Linked DNA regions of Homo sapiens: region 1 is linked to region 2. Evidence: read pairs that join two places in POLR2A ChIA-PET (ENCODE). Cell type or tissue: HepG2. All regions are shown on one strand. Links, peaks and the distances in the headings refer to the core of each region. The heading gives the core; the rest is flanking DNA. Region 1 has its middle 7.8 kb from the start of MIR3685. Region 2 holds the start of LOC107984545 (a long non-coding RNA gene).

What was found. ChIA-PET counts read pairs that join two places held together with the same protein. Peaks named below come from ENCODE experiments on the same cell type or tissue, not always from the same donor. Only the 100,000 strongest peaks of a DNase experiment are listed, where the experiment ranks them.
Region 1: POLR2A ChIA-PET joins it to region 2 with 12 read pairs; 3 of 35 experiments call an interaction of 5 or more read pairs at or near these places.

Annotation. Positions count from the first base shown.
Region 1 is chr12:95,315,069-95,320,448 of GRCh38, reverse strand. No RefSeq gene overlaps it. Among named protein-coding and RNA genes, the nearest start is that of MIR3685, 7.8 kb to the right of the region's middle. In HepG2, for the core only: no CTCF peak of the experiment used is centred there; DNase peaks (open chromatin) are centred at 2,158 and 3,578; H3K27me3 peaks cover 1,545 bases.
Region 2 is chr12:95,444,882-95,450,261 of GRCh38, reverse strand. It overlaps LOC107984545 (a long non-coding RNA gene), which reads left to right and starts at 1,563. Exons shown (of 7, transcript XR_001749267.2): 1 at 1,563-2,771. In HepG2, for the core only: no CTCF peak of the experiment used is centred there; no DNase peak of the experiment used is centred there; H3K4me3 peaks cover 1,545 bases; H3K27me3 peaks cover 1,620 bases.

The DNA of each region.
Region 1 (5,380 bases), core at 229-5,228, 130 kb after region 2:
GGGAAGCAGAGGTTACAGTGAGCCAAGATCATGCCACTGCACTCCAGCCTGGCAACAGAGCAAGACTCTGTCTCAAAAAACAGAGTTTGTAAACAAAACAAAACAAAACAAAACAAAACAAAACAAAAAGAATTAATCTGAAGAAAACCAACTAATAATTAGACAATTACAAATAATTGAATTTTTCATTCTGTTTTCTTTCCAAGTCTAGTACCTCCTTCAGTGTGGCTTTGAACTCTTCAAAGTTCACTCTAAGTATGTGAGTCTGGTACCATGGAGACCAGTACAAATATCTAGAAGCAGGTGGTTTGGGCATGTCTGGTTTGAATCTGAGGAATTAGAATGCAGGTTCTCCTTGGCAAGGAGGCCTATCTTATAAAGCTGCATTGAGAGGTTTTTCTGTGACTGTATGGCAAGTCAACAGGGATGTGGTTATCAAAACAAGTTTAAGAACTTAGGGGTCAGTTATTGGTAAGAAACAGAGATTTCATCATGCTGAGCTTTGGGGAATGGTCACAGTGTTAAAGGGGGGCTGGATGGTCACAGAGAGAAGGGAAATGGAAGTCCTCTCTTAATGTGGATATACTTAGTAACTTCCCTCACCAAATCCCACCAGCCAAACATGGTATGTGAGCAGCCAGTCACCCTGTAGTCCCATTTCCAGTTTCTGCTTTTAGAGGCATGTTTGAACAGAGGCTTACATGTCTTCTACTTGGAGCCTTAAGAAAAAGCTTTTCGTAGACTGAGAGAAAAACCAGTACCTACCAAGGAAGTATGAAAATCTGATTGACATTGATGTCGTGATAGTTTTTTTTTTTTTTTTGAGACAGAGTCTAGCTCTGTCACCCAGGCTGGAGTGCAGCAGCATGATCTTGGGTTACTGCAACTGCTGCCTCCCAGGTTCAAGCGATTCTCCTGCTTCAGGCTCCCGAGTAGCTGGGATTGCAGGCATGCACCACCACGCCCAGCTAATTTTTATATTTTAGTACAGACGGGGTTTCACCATGTTGGCCAGGTTGGTCTTGAACTCCTGACCTCAGGCGATCTGCCCACATCTGCCTCCCAAAGTGCTGGGATTACAGGCATGAGCCACTGGGGGTGGCCATGATAGTTATTTTAAGATCAGGAATTCCCAGTGCACAGCTGTTCCTTATCCTTTATGTGACAGCTGTAATGGCTCTGTGCTTTAAAAGTTAACCTAGTTTAGTAGCCATTTTTAATTTTTAAAAATTTTTGTATATTTAGGGTGCACAAGTGCATATTTCTTGCATACCTATATTGCATAGTGGTGTAGTCTGGGCTTCCAGAAACCCCCAAGAATACTAAAATCTGAGGATGCTCAAGTCTCTGATATAAAATGGCATAGTATTTGCATATGCCTACACACATTCTCCCATATACTTTAAATAATCTCTAGATTACTTATAATACCTAACACAATGTAAATGTCATGTAAATAGTTGTATTGCATTTTTATTTGTATTATTACTTATTATTGATTGTTCTTTTTTTTCCAAATATTTTCCATCTGCAGTTTGTTGAATCCATGAATGTGGAACCTTAGATACTAAGGGCTGATAGTATTTTGAGGGAATGGGCGTCACACTCACATATGGAGCTCAATCTTTACGACTTTGACTAGTGATGATGGTGGTAAATGTAGTGAGGATGGTGTGTGTGTGTGTGTGTGTGTGTGTGTGCGTGTGTGTGTAGAAATGGGGGGTTAAATGGGTCCATTAGCAATGTTGAGCCCCTGGTCTATTTTTTAAAATAGGATATCACACAGGTAGATAGGGTGGGGAGTTGTCTCCTGTTTGTTTTTATATAAATGAGACTTTTAGGATTCTCAGGGGGGAGTGTTTTCGAGGTCTCTACTCTCTCTACTTAAAGACATGCACCTTTTCCAGTCCCTACTTAACTGAAAGAGTTGCTCTCTGGAAGCTTCTTGGGAAGTTTCATTGAGTTTCACTGAGGTTGAGTGGTGAGTACTTCAGAGCATTATAGAATCTGTTTGCTTTCATTTAGTCATTAGGTCAATATTTAGTCGCCACAGGCTAATATATTTTGTTTGAGAGAACAAATCAGGGAGTGTTTGCTTGGTTTGAGTTGTTTGGAAAAGTCTTTTAATTCCATTCAATTCAATTCCTGGAACAATGGTGTAACTGGTAGGGTTTAAACATTTAACCTCTCACTGCAGTCAACTAGATAAAGTAGGCCAGACTGGATCCCCCAACCAGATAAAAAGAAAACCTTTTCAGTTTACACAGTGCTTTTGCAATAGGATTCTCACATTAACCTGATGAGTAATAAGGAATTTAAACATTGAGGATGGCGGCATGGGGGAGTGATTCCAAAGAAATGAGCTGAATAGTTTTAATATGTAAGGGAACAACACAGAGAAATAAATTGCCCACTTGATTAACTTCTTGTTTTTTTGAGATGGAGTCTCACTCTGTCACCCAGGCTGGAGTGCAGTGGTGCAATCTCGGCTCACTGCAACCTCTGCCTACTGGGTTCAAGAGATTCTCCTGCCTCAGCTTCCTGAGTAGCTGGGATTACAGGCGCCCGCCACCATGGCTGGCTGACTTTTGTATTTTTAGTAGAGACAGGGTTTCACCATGTTGGCCAGGCTAGTCTCGAACTCCTGGCCTCAAGTGATCTGCCCGCCTCAGCCTCCTAAAGTGCTGGGATTACAGGTCTCAGCTACCATGCCCGGCCTTGATTAACTTCTTTTAGGGGTCCTGTGATTAAACTAAATGTGAACAGGGGAATTGTTATGTTGCCTGAAGTGGTAATTAGGATTCCCATGCATGTATGTGAGCATGTCTGTGAATGTATGTCTAGTACAAGGAAGGTCATTCCATAAATGCATGTTGAATTAAATATTCTATTTGTTACCATACATTATTAATAAACAAAATATTATAAAATCATAATAGCGCTTTTGGCTTTTCTAAACCATTCAGGTATTCTCTATAGAATTTCCTACTCTATTTTCAAAATCTATTCATTCCTAAGGTATCTTAGAATATGTAATAAATCAAAAACAAATATAGGCCAGGTGCGGTGGCTCATGTCTGTAATCCTGGCATTTTGGGAGACTGCGGTAGGCAAATCGCTTGAGCCCAGGAGTTTGAGACCAGCCTGGGCAATATGGCGAAACCCCATCTCTACAAAAAAATACAAAAATTAGCAGGGCCTGGTGGCACATGACTGTGGTCCCAGTTACTTGGGAGGCTGAGGTGGGAGGATCACCTGAGCCCAGGAAGGTTGAGGCTGCAGTGAACTGAGATTGTGCCACTGCACTCCAGGCTAAGTGACAGTGAGACTTTGTAAAAAAAAAAAAAAAAAAAGGAAAAGAAAGAGAAAATAAATGTAAACCTTAAAAAAAGAATAAACAGGAACCAGACAACAGGGTAAAAACCAGACTAAATAAACATGACTTACATCCTGCTCTGAAATGTGGCTTGCAAGGGCGAAAGTGATCAGGACCGGACATAGTTACTCTACCGAAGACATCTTTGCTTTGGTAGCTGTAGGAACCCAGCAAGAGCACCATGTTTTGTTTATTCACCAGTAGATGAAATCCTCAAACAGAACACTCATAACCCACTTAATGTGCGTTCTCATATCTGCAACCAAAGCAGAGGGAACAAAAAGCTCCATTGATACGTTCAATGATAATATATAAGCACTTGCTTCTTATGGCAACACTGAGGTTGGGTAAGTTGGTGAACATCGCAAGCTATGAGGAATACAGTGGCCCAGAAATTGGACCTGAAGAGAAAAGCACTACTAAAAATCAGGCAAGAACTTTCCATGAGAATAAAACTGCCGCCAATATTGTTGCCAGCATTTGATGTGTATTAATCTCATTTTATTATTGCAAACCTATAAGCCAAGTATCTGTAAAATGGGAATGTCCCACCTCACAGGTGCCTGTGGCTGGTGGGACCTGGTGTGCTGGAAGAACAACAGTGTTCATTCCAACAGTGTTGGAATAACAGAACAAGGCATGCAGTCAGAAAGGAGCCATGTACTGATCTTAATAATTAATGACTTACTATTATGCTTACTCTTCACTGTAACCTGTCAATGCCCTTGTGAAATAGGAATAATTGTTCTCAATAAGTGAGAGAACTGGAGCTATGGGAGGTGACCACAGAGATCAAGTGGTAAAAGACCAGACACTTTAACCCAGTTAAATCTAGTGTTCTCTCTGCTATGTCTCAGCAAAGTCCAACAGATTGTCTCATTTTGTAGCACCCTAAGAGCTGAAACAGCAGGAGATCTGGCTCTGGAGATCAGAAAGGGTCTAGCAACATTTCTTCATCCAGTATAATTTGGCGTCTGACCTGAACACCACTGTCTGACTTTTAGGTGTCATGTCTAAGTTTGCTTGTTTGCTTGTTTTTATCATCTTTGCAAGATTTGTGCTGTTGATCATGTGCTTCTTTAAACCCCTTCCTCCTCTGGCTTCTGTGTCACATGTCCTAATTTTATACTGCTGACCACTGGGTTTTATACTGTAAGTTTAGCCTGGATGATAGCTAACATTTATGGAGTTCTTCTTATGTGGGAGGCTCTGTCTCAATCCCTTTATCTGTATTAACATGTATTAATTTATTTAATCAACATAACAAGCCTATGAATCAGATAGCATTATTGTCCTGTTTGAAAAAGATAAGGAAACTCAGCAACAAAAGAAAAATAAATTGGACTTCCGCAAAATTAAAAACATTTGTGCATCAAAGAATACTGTCAAGATAGTGGAAACACAACCTACAGAATGGGAGAATTTGCAAAATCTGATAAGAGATTAATATCCAGAATATGTAAAGAACTATACAACTCAACAACAAGAAAAATAAACAACTGAATTCAAAAACAAGCAAAGGACCTGAACAGACATTTATTCAAAAAAGATATACAAATGGCCCCACCTTTCTTGATGTTATGGCAGCTTTTGACATGTTAGTCATGGCCTCTTTTATAACAAAATGTTATTCAGCTTCTAGGCCACCACTTCTGTCACCAACTGCTCCTTTTCAGTCTCCTTTGCAAGTTCCTTTTTGTCTCCTAACCTCTGAAATGTAGATTCCCCAAGGATGTCAGAGTTCTGACACAGTACTCCAACCTATGTTCATGACTTTGGTATTACCATTATTATTATTTTGAGAAAGAGTCTTGCTCTGTCGCTCTGGCTGGAGTGCAGTGGCGCAATCTCAGCTCACTGCAACCTCATCCTCCCAGGTTCAAACGATTCTCCTGCCTCAGCCTCCTGAGTAGCTGGGATTACAGGCATGCACCACCACACCTGGCTAATTTTTGTAATTTTTAGTAGAGGTGGGGTTTCACCATGTTGGCCAGGCTGATTTCG
Region 2 (5,380 bases), core at 286-5,285:
CTTTCAGCTACTCTCTTGAATGGTTCCTAGTAGATAACAAAATGGTTTTTTCTCCAATGGGAAAATAGAACACAGGGAGCCACTCAGTTTGCTCCCAACACCTCTTTCCAGCCGCTCACCAGAGCTACCTTGGCAAGTACTCTATGAGTATGGGAAAATGAAAACAACAAACTCACACACCTTTTTAACATACACAGTCATTTCTGTCTACCCAGCCAAGGCATATTCTTCTTATGTGGAACTTCAACCTATATCTGCCTCCCCACCAACTGGACAGACACCTGCACCTTAGTCTTCCTAAGTTCCAACATTGACATTGTCCCAGGAAATCAGACCCTATCAGTGCCCCTCAAAGCTCTAGTCTGTCAGCACAGGGTCATACAACTAATACCCTTACTTACAGGGTTAGAAATGGCCACAGCTACAGGAACTGGAATAGCCAGTTTATCTACTTCATTATCCTACTACCATACACTCTCAAAGGATTTCTCAGACAGTTGGCAAGAAATAACAAAATCTATCCTTACTCTACAATCCCAAATAGACTCTTTGGCAGCAGTGACTCTCCAAAACCGCTGAGGTCTAGACCTCCTCACTACTGAGAAATGAGGACTTTGCATCTTCTTAGGGGAAGAGTGTTGTTTTTACACTAATCAGTCAGGGATAGTATGAGACGCTGCCCAGTGTTTATAGGAAAAGGCTTCTGAAATCAGACAACGCCTTTCAAACTCTTATACCAACCTCTGGAGTTGGGCGACATGGCTTCTCCCCTTTTTAGGTCTCGTGACAGCCATCTTGCTTGGGTCCCGTATTTTTAACCTCCTTGTCAAAATTTGTCTCCTCCAGGATTGAGGCCATCAAACTATAGATGGTCTGACAAATGGAACCCCAAATAAGCTCAACTCACAGCTTCTACCAAGGACCCCTGTACTGACCCACTGGCTCTTTGACTGGCCTAGAGAGTTCCCCTCTGGAGGACACTACAACTGCAGGGCCCCTTCTTTGCCCCTATCCAGCAGAAAGTAGCTAGAGCGGTCATTGCCCATTTCCCAACAGCAGTTGGGGTGTCCTGTTTAGAGGGGGCATTGAGAGGTGAGGCCAGCTGGACTTCCTGGGTCGAGTGGGGACTTCGGGAACTTTCCTGTCATTTTTTTTCTTTTTTTTTTTTTGAGACAGAGTCTCACTGTCCCCCAGGCTGGAGTGCAGTGGCGCAAACTCGGCTCACTGCAACCTCCACCTCCTGGGTTCAAGCCATTCTCCTGCCTCAGGCTCCCAAGTAGCTGGGATTACAGGCACCCTTCACCACGCCCAGCTAATTTTTGTATTTTTAGTTAGAGATGGGGTTTCACCATGTTGGCCAGGCTGTTCTCGAATTCCTGACCTCAGGTAATCCGCCCGCCTCAGCCTCCCAAAGTGTTGGGATTACAGGTGTGAGCCACCATGCCCGGCCATGAACTTTCCTGTCTTACAAGAGGTTTGTAAAATGCACCAATCAGGAACTTTCCTGTCTTACAAGAGGTTTGTAAAATGCACCAATCAGTGCTCTGTGAAAAGCACCAATCAGCGCTCTGTAAAATGCACCAATCAGCAGGATTCTAAAAGTAGCCAATCGTGGGGAGGACTGAAAAAAGCACCCTCTGATAGGACAGAAACAGAACATGGGAGGGGACAAATAACAGAATAAATGCTGGCCACCCCAGCCAGTAGCAGCAACCCGCTCCGGTCCCCTTCCATACTGTGGAAGCTTTGTCCTTTTGCTCTTCACAATAAATCTTGCTACCAATCACTTTTTGGGGCCACGCCATCTTTAAGAGCTGTAACACTCACTGCAAAGGTCCGAAGCTTCATTCTTGAAGTCAGCAAGACCACGAACCCACTGGCAGGAACCAACTCTGGACACACTGGGAGCAACAAGAAAGTTACGTGTGCTCAGTTCAAGTTTCTCTCTCTTTTTGTAGAGATTGGGGTCTCGCTATATTGTCCAGGATGGTCTTGAACTCCTCCCCTCAAGCAATCCTCCCACCTTGGCCTCCCAAAGAGTTGGAATTACAAGCATGAGCCACGGCACCCGGCCTTCAAGTTTCTTTTTTTTTCCTGAGATGGAGTCCTGTTGGGATTCGATCAGGCTAGTTGGAAAAATATTAGTTATGATAGCCACAAAATCCTTTTGGAAGGCCTGAGGGTTTTCGTATGACTTTGGTAATAGACCAGGCTGAAGGCGGCCTGGTCCCATTACCTTTAGTTAAATAAATTAGAGTAGTCAACAACGGGATGTGGGGAAGTTATCTAGTTAACTTGTTCACTCACGTGGTCTTAAGCCTTAAGCCTTTGATGTATGCTTCTCACTCAGGAAGTCCACAATGTCAATTACCCTCTAATGGTGTTGACTCAAGTTTTTGTTAACTATTTTTAATGAATTAATGCAAGCCTGCCCAGCTGAGGCCGGCCGCAGTGACAAACCTCTCTTGGTGTGCAGGTGGGTCGGACACTCAGCAGGACTGGCAACACAGAATATCTGTGTGTCAATGTACATGTTATTCATCCATCGTTTGGGTCAGGGTCTGTGGGCAGACCCCCGCAGCTAACGCCCTCTTGTGAGGAGCAATACCTCAATTGGTGCCCCGTGTGAGGAAAGTCAGCGGTCTGCGGAAACAGACCCCCCACAGTTGGAGCCCCTTGTGAGGCAAGCTGTGAAGGAAGTGTGAAGAACGCGATGGACCCCCGAAAAAGAAGGTGAAGAAGGACCACGCGGTCAAGTCAGTGAGTAATCAGTAAGTCGTTGGTGCCCACTCGAGGTTACCAAGTTCTTGGGGAAGTTGGTTCAAGCTGAGTTTTCATTATGAGACAACAGTTATCAGCTCAACAGAAACAGTATATAGAAGTGTTAAAACACTGTTGCTTAAGGCTAGTGGAGCATCAGTTTCGCAGGCTCAATTAAGGGACATAATAATACAAACTGCTGTAATCCCAAGACCATGGTTCCCAGAAGAAGAAACGAAAGATGTAGAACTCTGGAACAAGTGGGGAGAAATCTTAAGCAACATCATGCGCAAAGGCAACAGGTCCCAGTAAAATCTCTATAACGTTATGGGCTTTAATTAGAGCACCCCTGGCTCAGTTACCCACAGAAGAGCCTAAAAACGGGAAGGAGGAGGAAATGTCACCTGCCTTATCACCTCCTCTTCTTTCGGCCCTAGTATCACCCGGCCGGCCGAAATAACAAAGAGGAAACGGAGTAAAGTCTCCCTTTACCTGAGCCTCCTCCTCCAATAGATAAGAAAAAAAAAAACCAGGGATACGCTACAGCTATCAGTCCCTATCTTAAGCAGGCGGAATTAAAAGGAGAGCTTTTAGCCTGCCCGGTAATGCAACATTAACGAGGTAATCAGGTACATAAAGAAATAAGAAAAAGCATTAGAGGCTGGAGCTGCGCGGCCAAGCGAGCAGTAGAGGGAAGGAAAGGCTCAGCATCAAGGAAGCTCCCAAACACTGAGCTGGCGGATCCTCCTGGGAACTAGGCCTGCGCTGAGGCAGTAGCAGCGGGGAGCCAGGCCCAGTGCGCCAGTGTTAGCCTGCTGGGGTGGGGCAGGAGGCGCGCGCGCGAGTCCACCCAGCCGGGGACAGCCGCGCCTTGGCAGTGGGAGGGGGCGGCACAAGCGAAAGAAGTAGCACAAGCTGAAAGTGGCCGCTGCCCCAGGGCCCGCCCTCTCAGCTCTCTAGCTTCGCAGGCGGCCCAGGACAAAATTCTGTGTGTCCCTTGTATACAAAGGACGTCCCAGATTATAACTCTCTGCTAAGATTTAAGTAAAACGTAAGAATTTGGAAAACCTCTTTCTGATCATGGCAACTGTTATCTCTCTCCTACCCTTAACGTGATTTTCTCAAAAACCAATTTAAGTAAAACAGTAACCTCTAAAGGGAGAGACATTACAAAAGGCCCATGAGTTAGTTTAGGAGCAATTAAAAGCAAACTTTGCTCCCCAGTAGAAAAAAAAGTTTCGTAATTTCAAGGTTATTCATTTTGCAGGTAATATTCTACTACCAGCCCTTGGAATTTACCTATTTTCATAATTCCCAAAAAGTCTGGTAAATGTTTTACCTACACAAATAGTTCAGTCCCCCATACCTAATGCTTTAACACTGTTGACTGATAGGGCTGGTAAACATGGAAAAGCGGCAATCTGGTGGAGACCACACAATTCAATCACTCTATTTGGATGTACTAGCACTCAGAGAGCTACGATTGGGGCTCTGATTTTGGCCTTAGAAACGTTTTCCACTCAGCCCATAAATATAGTTAGCGATTCTGCATACTCCATTTAATTTATTACAAAACATTGAAACAGCTTTAATTAAGTCCACTTTGGAGCCAGCCCTGTTTACTCTTTTTCTCCGACTTCAGTAATTGCTAGATCAATGTACACATCCTATTTTTATTACACACATTCGAGCCCACAGCTCTGCCTGGCCCATTGGCTTATGGCAATGATCAAGCATACCTTCAGGTTATGACATCACTGCTAGACCAAGCCACCCAATCTCATCAATTTTTCCACCAAAATTAGAGAAACTTACCTAAACAATTTTAACTTACTCAGAGGCTGGCTAAACAAATTATCCTACAATGTGCCCAGATTGCCAGCTCACAGGGATGTCCCCTCCTTCAACAGGTGTTAACCCTAGAGGATCAGAAGCTAATCATTTGTGGCAAACAGATGTTACACACATCTCTGAATTTAGGAAACTAAGATAGGTGCATGTATCCATTGATACTGAGAGGTGAAGCCAGCTGGACTTCCTGGGTCGAGTGGGGACTTAGAGAACTTTTCTGTCTTACAAGAGGATTGTAAAATGCACCAATCAGCACTCTGTAGCTAGGATTGTAAAACGCACCAATCAGTGCTCTGTAGCTAGCAAGAGGATTGTAAAATATACCAATCAGTGCTCTGTAAAATGCACCAATCAGCACTTTTTAAAACGTACCAATCAGCACTCTGTAAAATGCACCAATCAGCAGGAGTCTAAAAGTAGCTAATCACGGGGAGGATTGAAGAAAGGGCACTCTGATGGGACAGAAACAGAACATGGGAGGGGACAAATAAGGGAATAAAGCTGGCTACCCCAGCCAGCAGTGGTAATCCACTTGGATTCCCTTCCATGGTGTGGAAGCTTTGTTCTTTTGTTCTACGCGATAAACCTTGCTGCTGCTTACTCTTTGGGTCTGTGCCACCTTTAAGAGCTGTAACACTCACCGTGAAGGTCCGCAGCTTCATTCTTGAAGTCAGTGAGACCACCAACCCACCAGCAGGAATCAACTCCTGACACAATACCAACACTCATTTAATTAGTGCACATGCTTTGCCTGGAGAGTCTACTCGAT